Regions from separate parts of the Homo sapiens genome. Here region 2 is linked to region 1. A link is an interaction called in ENCODE POLR2A ChIA-PET data of the cell type or tissue named here. Cell type or tissue: IMR-90. All regions are shown on one strand. Links, peaks and the distances in the headings refer to the core of each region. The heading gives the core; the rest is flanking DNA. Region 1 has its middle 21 kb from the start of SNAPC3. Region 2 overlaps SNAPC3 (small nuclear RNA activating complex polypeptide 3).

What was found. ChIA-PET counts read pairs that join two places held together with the same protein. Peaks named below come from ENCODE experiments on the same cell type or tissue, not always from the same donor. Only the 100,000 strongest peaks of a DNase experiment are listed, where the experiment ranks them.
Region 2: POLR2A ChIA-PET joins it to region 1 with 5 read pairs; 2 of 35 experiments call an interaction of 5 or more read pairs at or near these places.

The regions. Positions count from the first base shown.
Region 1 is chr9:15,399,200-15,403,595 of GRCh38, reverse strand. No RefSeq gene overlaps it. Among named protein-coding and RNA genes, the nearest start is that of SNAPC3, 21 kb to the left of the region's middle. In IMR-90, for the core only: no CTCF peak of the experiment used is centred there; no DNase peak of the experiment used is centred there; H3K27ac peaks cover 1,581 bases.
Region 2 is chr9:15,452,430-15,456,825 of GRCh38, reverse strand. SNAPC3 (small nuclear RNA activating complex polypeptide 3) reads right to left here. Exons shown (of 9, transcript NM_001039697.2): 7 at 3,621-3,785. Among named protein-coding and RNA genes, the nearest start is that of SNAPC3, 32 kb to the right of the region's middle. In IMR-90, for the core only: no CTCF peak of the experiment used is centred there; no DNase peak of the experiment used is centred there.

The DNA.
Region 1 (4,396 bases), core at 121-4,120:
GTACATATTTAATGTATACAATTTAATGAGTTTGGTGATGAGTATACACCCGTTAAAACATCACCACAATCTACGCCATAAATATATCCCACCACCTAAAGTTTCCTTCCAGGATTAGGTCTCTTTTGATAGATAAATTAATTTAAGCAGAGGAAGGTAAAGTAACATGAACAAAATTATCTGAGCCTCCAGTGATCACATTTTCCCTATCACAGCGCCCTCTAGGTCCTCTTGAGTCTTATCACATGCACACAGGGCCCATGGTACCTGTCTTGATAGTGACTACAAGCCAGCCAATCAGGGACAATAGAATGCACTTGGAGTCAGGAACCCTCCACTCTAACTCAGCTGTGCTGTTAGTTAGCTGGTGGCTTCGTATCTCATCTGTAAAGTGAGGGATTGATCAGATGACATCTAGGCTCTTCCATTGCTCTAAAAATGCCTTGCCTCTGGTTTTACAGCCTTTAAGGCAATTAGAGATCACTTCTGCCTTAGAGAGCTTTAATTTGGTCTGCAGATCTATGCCATACTGTTGCCACATTTTGTTAGCCTCCACAAAAATATGCCAGTATCCTTGACATTCTTCTCTACTTCTTTGCTTTTTTTTACACATAAAATATGAGATTTAAAGAAGCAGAATTGAGTGCCACACCAGTGTGATTCCCAAGGAAACTTGCAACTTACCTATAGTTTCTTTCTTTCTTTCTTTCTTTTTTTTTTTGAGATGGAGTCTCGCTTTGTCGCCCAGGCTGGAGTGCAGTGGTGCGATCTCAGCTCACTGCAAGCTCTGCCTCACGGGTTCATGCCATTCTCCTGCCTCAGCCTCCCGAGTAGCTGGGACTACAGGCACTCGCCACCATGCCTGGCTAATTTTTTTGTATTTTTAGTAGAGATGGGGTTTCACCGTGTTAGCCAGGATGGTCTCGATCTCCTGAACTCATGATCCGCCCGTCTCGGCCTCCCAAAGTGCTGGGATTACAGGTGTGAACCACTGTGCCTGGCCCCTATAATTTCTAAAGTATAATTTGGCATATTGTCTTCTATACTTCTCTGGTCTATAGAAGTTTTTATACTACCCTCCTCCCAATTTTTGGAAATGAAAACCTTTTTTTTTTCAAATGATGTACTTATTCAGAATTCCAAAATGTAAACCAAATGTAAATGAGTAAGAAAGAAAGTTATATCAACAACTGAGAAAAAATATCCTTCTGGGAAAAATTTTTGTATTTGAAAAGACCTTTATGGATAGAATGTGAGGCAAACTTATGTGCACAAGAAATTAACAGAATTGTGAAGGTAGAGGGATGGCATAGAAATAGGTAGAGAGGGCTCAGCAACAGAGTGGTGGGCTAGATCTCAAGGTTCCTGGAAGTAATGGAAAGACCTTTATAGGAGTAGATGTGTCTAATATTCAATTTTAAGGTGTTAGGTTTCTGTGATTTAAATCCTGCCCATTTCCTCACTTGGTCTGCTACATACACTAACACCCTTATGTAAGTTGGGCATTTTGTTTGTTTGTGTAGGGTGGGTAGTAGGGGTACAAAATAAGGAAAAGGACTGATTCCATGAAAACTAATTCATTGAAAGCAGAAACTATTATTTATCAAGTGCTTCCGGGTTCCAGGCAATATATCTGGTACATTTAATCTTCTAAACTATTCTAGGAATTAGGTCCTATTATTATTTCTGTTTTCAAGATGATAAAACTAAACCCTGGGGAAAATACACATTATTTGTACCAAGTTATCCAAGGAGCAAATGCTGAGAGTAGGACTTGAATTCTGATTTGCCTGACTCCAAACTCCATTTCTCACCCAGTGATTGCTCTCTATGGCTGCCTGTGTGTTACGGGAAAGACACAGGACTGTACAGAAGAACATCCTTTCAAATTGGGAAGGAGTCAAGAGACCAAAGAATGACCCAGAGAAGTCTAGTTATTCTTAATTAGGACTTACGGACAGGGCATTCCTGGGCAGCAGCAGGACATCTCCGGAGAACTGCTCTACCACCCATCTGTAAACTGCTTTTAAGCTATTTTTTTTTTTTGCCCTTTGCCTACTGCGTGCGACGAGACTGTTTTTTTTGGTATGTTCCCAGACATGCTCTGGAATGTTTAGGTTCTTAGGGACACTTTCTTTTCAGCTGGTCATCACGGCCTTGGCTCACTGCCCAGCCTTCAGGGCTCAAGGAGTGGACATACACCCTTAAGTAACCTGGTGGGGATCCATCACCCAAAACCATGACGGACAGGGATTTAGTCACTGGAACTACAAAAACCTGCAACTAGTAGCGAGTTATGCTTTCTACTCTTCTTTATATTGTTCCTTATGAGTTGGTTTTGTTTTTGTTATTGATATATTTTGTATGTCAAAGTCCTAGCTGAGTTTGGTGGCTTATGCCTGTAATCCCAGCACTTTGGGAGGCTGAGGCAGGAGGATTGCTTGAGGTCAAGAATTTGAGGCCAGCCTGGGCAACATAGAGAGATCTTGTCTCTATTTATAAAAGATAAAATAAAGTTTAAAAATATCTAAACAAAATATATGGAACTACTATTTTCAGGCTCAGGATGACAGATACGGGCTATAATCCTTTAAAGAAGGGAAACTAGTGAGGTGAGCTCCAAGTTTATCTGCCGGAGCTCTCTGGACTGCACAGTAAAGAGCCCAAGAAGAGAATAAGGGGCTTCTGAAGCTGCTGAGAGAGTTGGAATTTGTGGGACAATGAACCACTGAGAGGGCTCTGCACTTGAAGGAGAATGGAGAAGAAAGGGGCCAGAAATGTTTGTGGGGTAGCTCCTGTGGGCTTCTTGGCTGAGGCTGAAATGCGTGTATGTAAGGCAAGGATCTGCAAGGCCTAGCAAAAGCAAAAAGTTGAAGAACTGAAAGGGAAAGTAGCTAAGTTCAAATTATAGCTGAAGATTTTAACTACTCTTTCAATAATTGATAGAACAGAAAGACAAATAATCTTGGATATGGAACATTTGAGCAATACTATTAGGTCAACTTGGACTAATTAACATTTAGAGAACACTAACCCAAGAACTGCAGAGTGTACATTCTTTTCAAGTCACTCGGAATGTTCAGCAAGATAAACTATATACTGGGCCATAAAATATGTCTCAAATTTCAAAAAACGGAAGTAATGCAGAGTATGTTCTCTGACCACTGAAAAATAAAACTAGAAATGAGTTGCCATAGATATCTTTAAAAAAAATAAAACCCAAGCTGGACATGGTGGCTCATGCCTGTAATCTCAGTGCTGAGGCGGGAGGATAGCTCTAGCTAAGGAGTTTGAGACCAGCCTGGGCGACATTGTGAGACCTTGTCTCTACAAAAAAATTTAAAAATTATCCAGGCATGGTGGCATGTGCCTGTAGTCCCAGCTACTGGGAAGGCTGGGGTGGAAGGATCACTTGAGCTCAGGAGTTCAAGGTTATAGTAAGCCATGATGGTGCTACTACACTCCAGCCTGGGTAACAGAGTGAGACCCTGTCTCTAGTAAACAAACAAACAAACAAACAAACAAAAAAGCCCAAATATTTTGGATATTAAATGACATACTTCTTTTTTTTTGAGACTGTCTCATTCTGTCATCCACGCTGGAGTGCAGTGGCGTGATCTTGGCTTACTGCAACCTCCGCCTCCTGGGTTCAAGTGATTCTCCTGCGTCAGCCTCCTGAGTAGCTGGGACTACAGGCCTGCGCCACCATGCCCGGCTAATTTTTGTATTTTTAGTAGAGACAGGGTTTCACCATGTTGGCCAGGATAGTCTGGATCTCCTGACCTCATGATCCGCCTGCCTTGGCCTTCCAAAATGCTGGGATTACACGCGTGAGCCACCGTGCCCGGCAAATGACCTACTTCTAAACAACCTACAGGTCAGAAAAGAAATTCCAAGAGAAATTTTAAAGTATTTAAAACTGAATGATAATGAAAACACAACATATCAAAATTTGTGGGATGTAGCTAATGCAGCACTTAGGGGGAAATTTATAGTCTAAAATGATTGATTATATTAGAAAATAGATAAGCCTTCAAATTAAGGCTCTGAGTTTCCACCTTAAGAAGCTAGAAAAAAAAATAAACAAAAAGTAAGTAGAAGAACCAATAAGAATGGAAATAAGAAAGATAAATCACAGAAAAGACAGATCAAACTATTACAGCCAAAAGTTAATTCATTGAAAAGGCTAATAAAATTGAGGGAAAATGATAAAGAAAAAACAGAGAAGAGACAAATTAAAATTATCAGGAGTCAAAAAGGGGACATCACAAGAAATCCTATAGAAAGAAAGGGAATAAGGGAATATTATGATGAACTTTATGCTAATAAATTTGACAACTTAGAGAAAATGTACAAATTCTTAGAAAAACCTATTTAACAAAAACTGATGCAGAAA
Region 2 (4,396 bases), core at 99-4,098, 53 kb before region 1:
TTTAAAAAGCCCTACATTGCATACTCTTAATAAATGTAAACCATTTAAAAAAATAAAAGGGCAGATGTGGTGGCTCACGCCTGCAATCCCAGCACTTTGGGAGGCCAAGGCAGGAGGATCGCTTGAGCTCAGGAGTTCAAGACCAGCCTAGGAAACAAAGTGAGACCCTGTCTCTACAAAAAATAGAAAAATTGGCCAGGCATGGTGGCATATGCCTATAATCTCAGCTATGGGAAAGACTGAGGGAAGACGACTACTTCAGCCCAGGAGGTTGAGGCTGCATTGAGCCATGATTTTGCCACTGCACTCCAACCTGAGCAACAGAGTGACATCCCCTCTCAAGAAAAAAAAAAAAGTGTAAATTGTTTGTCTTTGACACTCAAACAAATCATGTTTCTTTTGTTGATCACTGTATCAAGAAGTTACCATGAGTTTAATGGTCATGTTTTTATCCTTCAGCCTTGGAATCACGTTGTTTATAGAAATAGGCCTACACTATAAGAAATGTACGGAAAAGGCCAGGCGCAGTGGCTCTTGCCTGTAATCCCAGCACTTTGGGAGGCCGACATGGGCGGATCACCTGAGGTCAGGAGTTCGACACCAGCCTGGCCAACATGGTGAAACCCCGTCTCTACTAAAAATACAAAAATTAGGCCTGGCATGGTGGCTCACGCCTGTAATCCCAGCACTTTGGGAGGCTGAGGTGGGCGGATCACCTGAGGTCGGGAGTTCGAGACCAGCCTGACCAACATGGTGAAACCCTGTCTCTACTAAAAATACAAAATTAGCTGGGCGTGGTGGCGCATGCCTGTAATCCCAGCTACTCGGGAGGCTGAGGCAGAAGAATTGCCTGAACCTGGGAGGCAGAGGTTGTGGTGAGCCGAGATCACGCCACTGCACTCCAGCTGGGACAACAAGAGCGAAACTCGGTCTCAAAAAAATAAATAAATAATACAAAAATTAGCCGGACAAGGTGGCACGTGCCTGTAATCCCAGCTACTTGGGAGGCTAAGGCATGAGAATTGCTTCAACCTAGGAGACAGAGGTTGCGGTGAGCTGAGATCATGCCACTGCATTCCAGCCTAGGCAACAGAGCGAAACTCCGTCTCAAAAAAAAAAAAAGAAAAATATATGAAAAATAAGGCCATCAGAGAGAATAGGGGATTGCCTTCCATCTTATGTTTATTACAAGGCCAGCACATTTTCCCACATTTGAAAGGAAGAGCAGGCAGAACAGCTTATATAATTTTTTTTTTCTTTTGATACAGTCTTGCTCTGTCACCCAGGATGGAGTGCAATGGCACGATCTTGGCTCATTGCAACCTCCGCTTCCCGGGTTCAAGTGATTCTCGTGCCTCACTCTCCCAAGTAGCTGGGACTACAGACGCCCATCACCACACCTGGCTAATTTTTGTATTTTTAGTAGAGACAGGATTTCACCATGTTGGCCAGGCCGGTCTTGAACTCCTGACTGCAAGTAATCTGGCCACCTTGGCCTCCCGAAGTGCTGGGATTACAGGCATGAGCCACCATGCCAGGCTGCTGATATAAAATTTTAATAACATCAAAGACATAAATGTACTGTCTATAATTTTAAAAGTCATATAAATCCAAGGTTTATGTATTCTTCTGGCTCTTGCCTCCCCATTCTTCTTCCCTAGGGGCAATTGTTTTCCATTCTTAATTGTTTGTTTAGAATTTAGCTCCTCAACTTCTCACCACAGAACTACCATAATTTTGGTTAAACAGATATTTAATTCAGGACGAATTACTGCTACTTCTACCTAAGCCACACAGTTGACATCTGTTGGACGACATTTTGTTTTGTAGCTATTAATCTATTAATTCTCTCCCATTTGCATTTGCTTAATTTTCTTATTTATTTATTTTTTGATATGGAGTCTTGCTCTGTCACCCAAGCTGGAGTGCAGTGGCACGATCTCAGCTCACTGCATGCTCCACCTCCCGGGTTCACGCCATTCTCCTGCCTCAGCCTCCCGAGTAGCTAGGACTACAGGTGCCCACCACCACGCCTGGCTAATTTTTGTATTTTTAGTAGAGACGCTTTCACTGTGTTAGCCAGCATGGTCTCGATCTCCTGACCTCGTGATCTGCCCGCCTTGGCCTCCCAAAGTGCTGGGATTACAGGCGTGAGCCACCGGGCCTGGCCCATTTGCTTAATTTTCAGTGTACCTGTCACGAATTCAGTCCCCTATTTTCTGACAGAACAGTGAACAACCGGGAGTCTACCAGTTCTATTTTTCCTCCCAGACATCCTTCCTGAGTTCTGTATGCTCCTGGCTCCAGACCCTTGATCAAATCTCTGGGTCTGGTGTAAAGCTCTCACACTGGGATTTCACTTTTCCATAATTCTGAGAATCCCTTTTATGTCTATTTAACCTATTCTGTGTTGCATTCCATGTCTTTCTTGTTCATGGTTTACACTTTCTGTGAAGCACTTTTACATCTTCTGATAGTTTCCTGAGATGGAGTGCATGGGATACAAAATTTTGGAGAAGAGTCAGTAAGACCAAAAATGGAAGCAGGGACTTTCTGAAAGCATCAGCTTCTTTCTTTTTTTCTTTTTTTTTTTTTTGAGACAAGGTCTCACTCTGTCACCCAGGCTGGAATGCAGCGGCATGATCATAGCTCACTGCAGCCTTGACCTCCTGGTCTCAAGCAATCCTCACGTTTTAACCTGAGTAGCTGGGATTACAGGCACACACCACTATGCTCAGCTAATTTTTGTATTCTTTGTAGAGAGGGTTTCACCATATTGTTCAGGCTGGTCTCGAACTCCTGGGCTCAATTTGCCCACTTCAGTCTCCCAAAGTGTTGGGATTATAGGCGTGAGCCACTGCACCCGGCAGGCATCAGTTTCTATTAGTGGTATAATAAATTACTAATTAATACCAGTAATTACTGGTTTCTAATTACTGGTCAAACACAGGTACATTATTGTTCCACAAAAAACTTTTAAATGGTCTCTCATAAGGAATCAAACCAGCAATGGAGCAGGGTTTATTCGTACATAGTATTCCTTCTTAAACTGTGATTTCCTAAATAAAGAGGAAATGAATAGCCTTATTCATGGAATAGAGCTATTAGCTGTCTAAAATTTATAACTCATCCCTAAGTCTTATTTTAGACTATCTTAGCTCCTTCCCAATTTAAATCTTTGTCAAAGCATTAAGACTTCACATTTGTCAAATATTAGAATTACTCTTCCTCCAATTCCCTTTTATCTTCTTCAAATTTTGGCAAAAAGACAAACCTAAAAATAAAGTTGCAATGTTATATATAAATGGATAAGTACTATATCTGAATAACAGCTATTTAATACAAAATAGAGATACTTTTTAAAGTATTAACAGATTTTTAACCGTCTAATAGTAAAGTATTTCTTAAAGATTTTCCAAAATAATGAACAATAGAGGATGCAAATGGATGGAAAGAGTTGGTATTTGCATGGAAAGAAGACAGTATTTTTGCTGCTCCCAAGCCAAGTTGCAATGGTTATTACTTTTACTCCTCTTATTTTTAAAAAAACTATCTCTGGTTTTGTACTCTGAAATAAAGAAAAAAAAAGGTAACAAAATGTCTTAAGTGCTGTCACCTACCTTATGTCAGTAATGACAATGACATGTTCACAGTCTCCCTGATGACAGTATAAGTAAGGAAAACCCAGTTTAATACACAAGTCATTGAAGGTGAAATCTTCCATTCTAGCAGTCTGAAACTTTCCATAGCCTCTATCATGGGACTCTGACCACTCAATGATAGTTCTGAGGGGGGAAAAGGCAAGGATATATCATTTTTCCACAAAAACTTAAAAACTACAGAAAACAGTTTGTGATTGCAGTAATTCACATTAACCTAGCTCACCCAACTAACTGGACAGTTGCCATCTTGAGATGAAGACCAAAATGTTTGACACATGTTGAGATTAGGAACGCTGAATTTTCATAAGGGATCAGTTTTCTGCAGGTTACATGATGTGCATCACTTTAGCTTAAATGCAAAATGTGTAACAATGCCACTCATTGTGTTTTGAAAAATATTTTTCACAAAATGTTAGTATGTAATGAGATTAATATTTCAAATACTTCTTAGTTTCAATGTTTAATATTATAAATAGTGATAGTTATAACCCACATAAGCAGTAGCTCATTGGGGTCTTCAATTATTTATAGTATAAAGAAATGCAAGGCTGGGCATGGTGGCTCACACCTGTAATCCCAGCACTTCGGGAGGCCGAGGTGGGCGGATCGCTTGAGGTCCAGAGTTCGACTCCAGCCTGACCAACATGGAAAAACCCCATCTCTACTAAAAATACAAAATCAGCCGGGCGTGGTGGTGCCTGCCTGTAATCCCAGCTACTGGGGAGGCTGAGGCA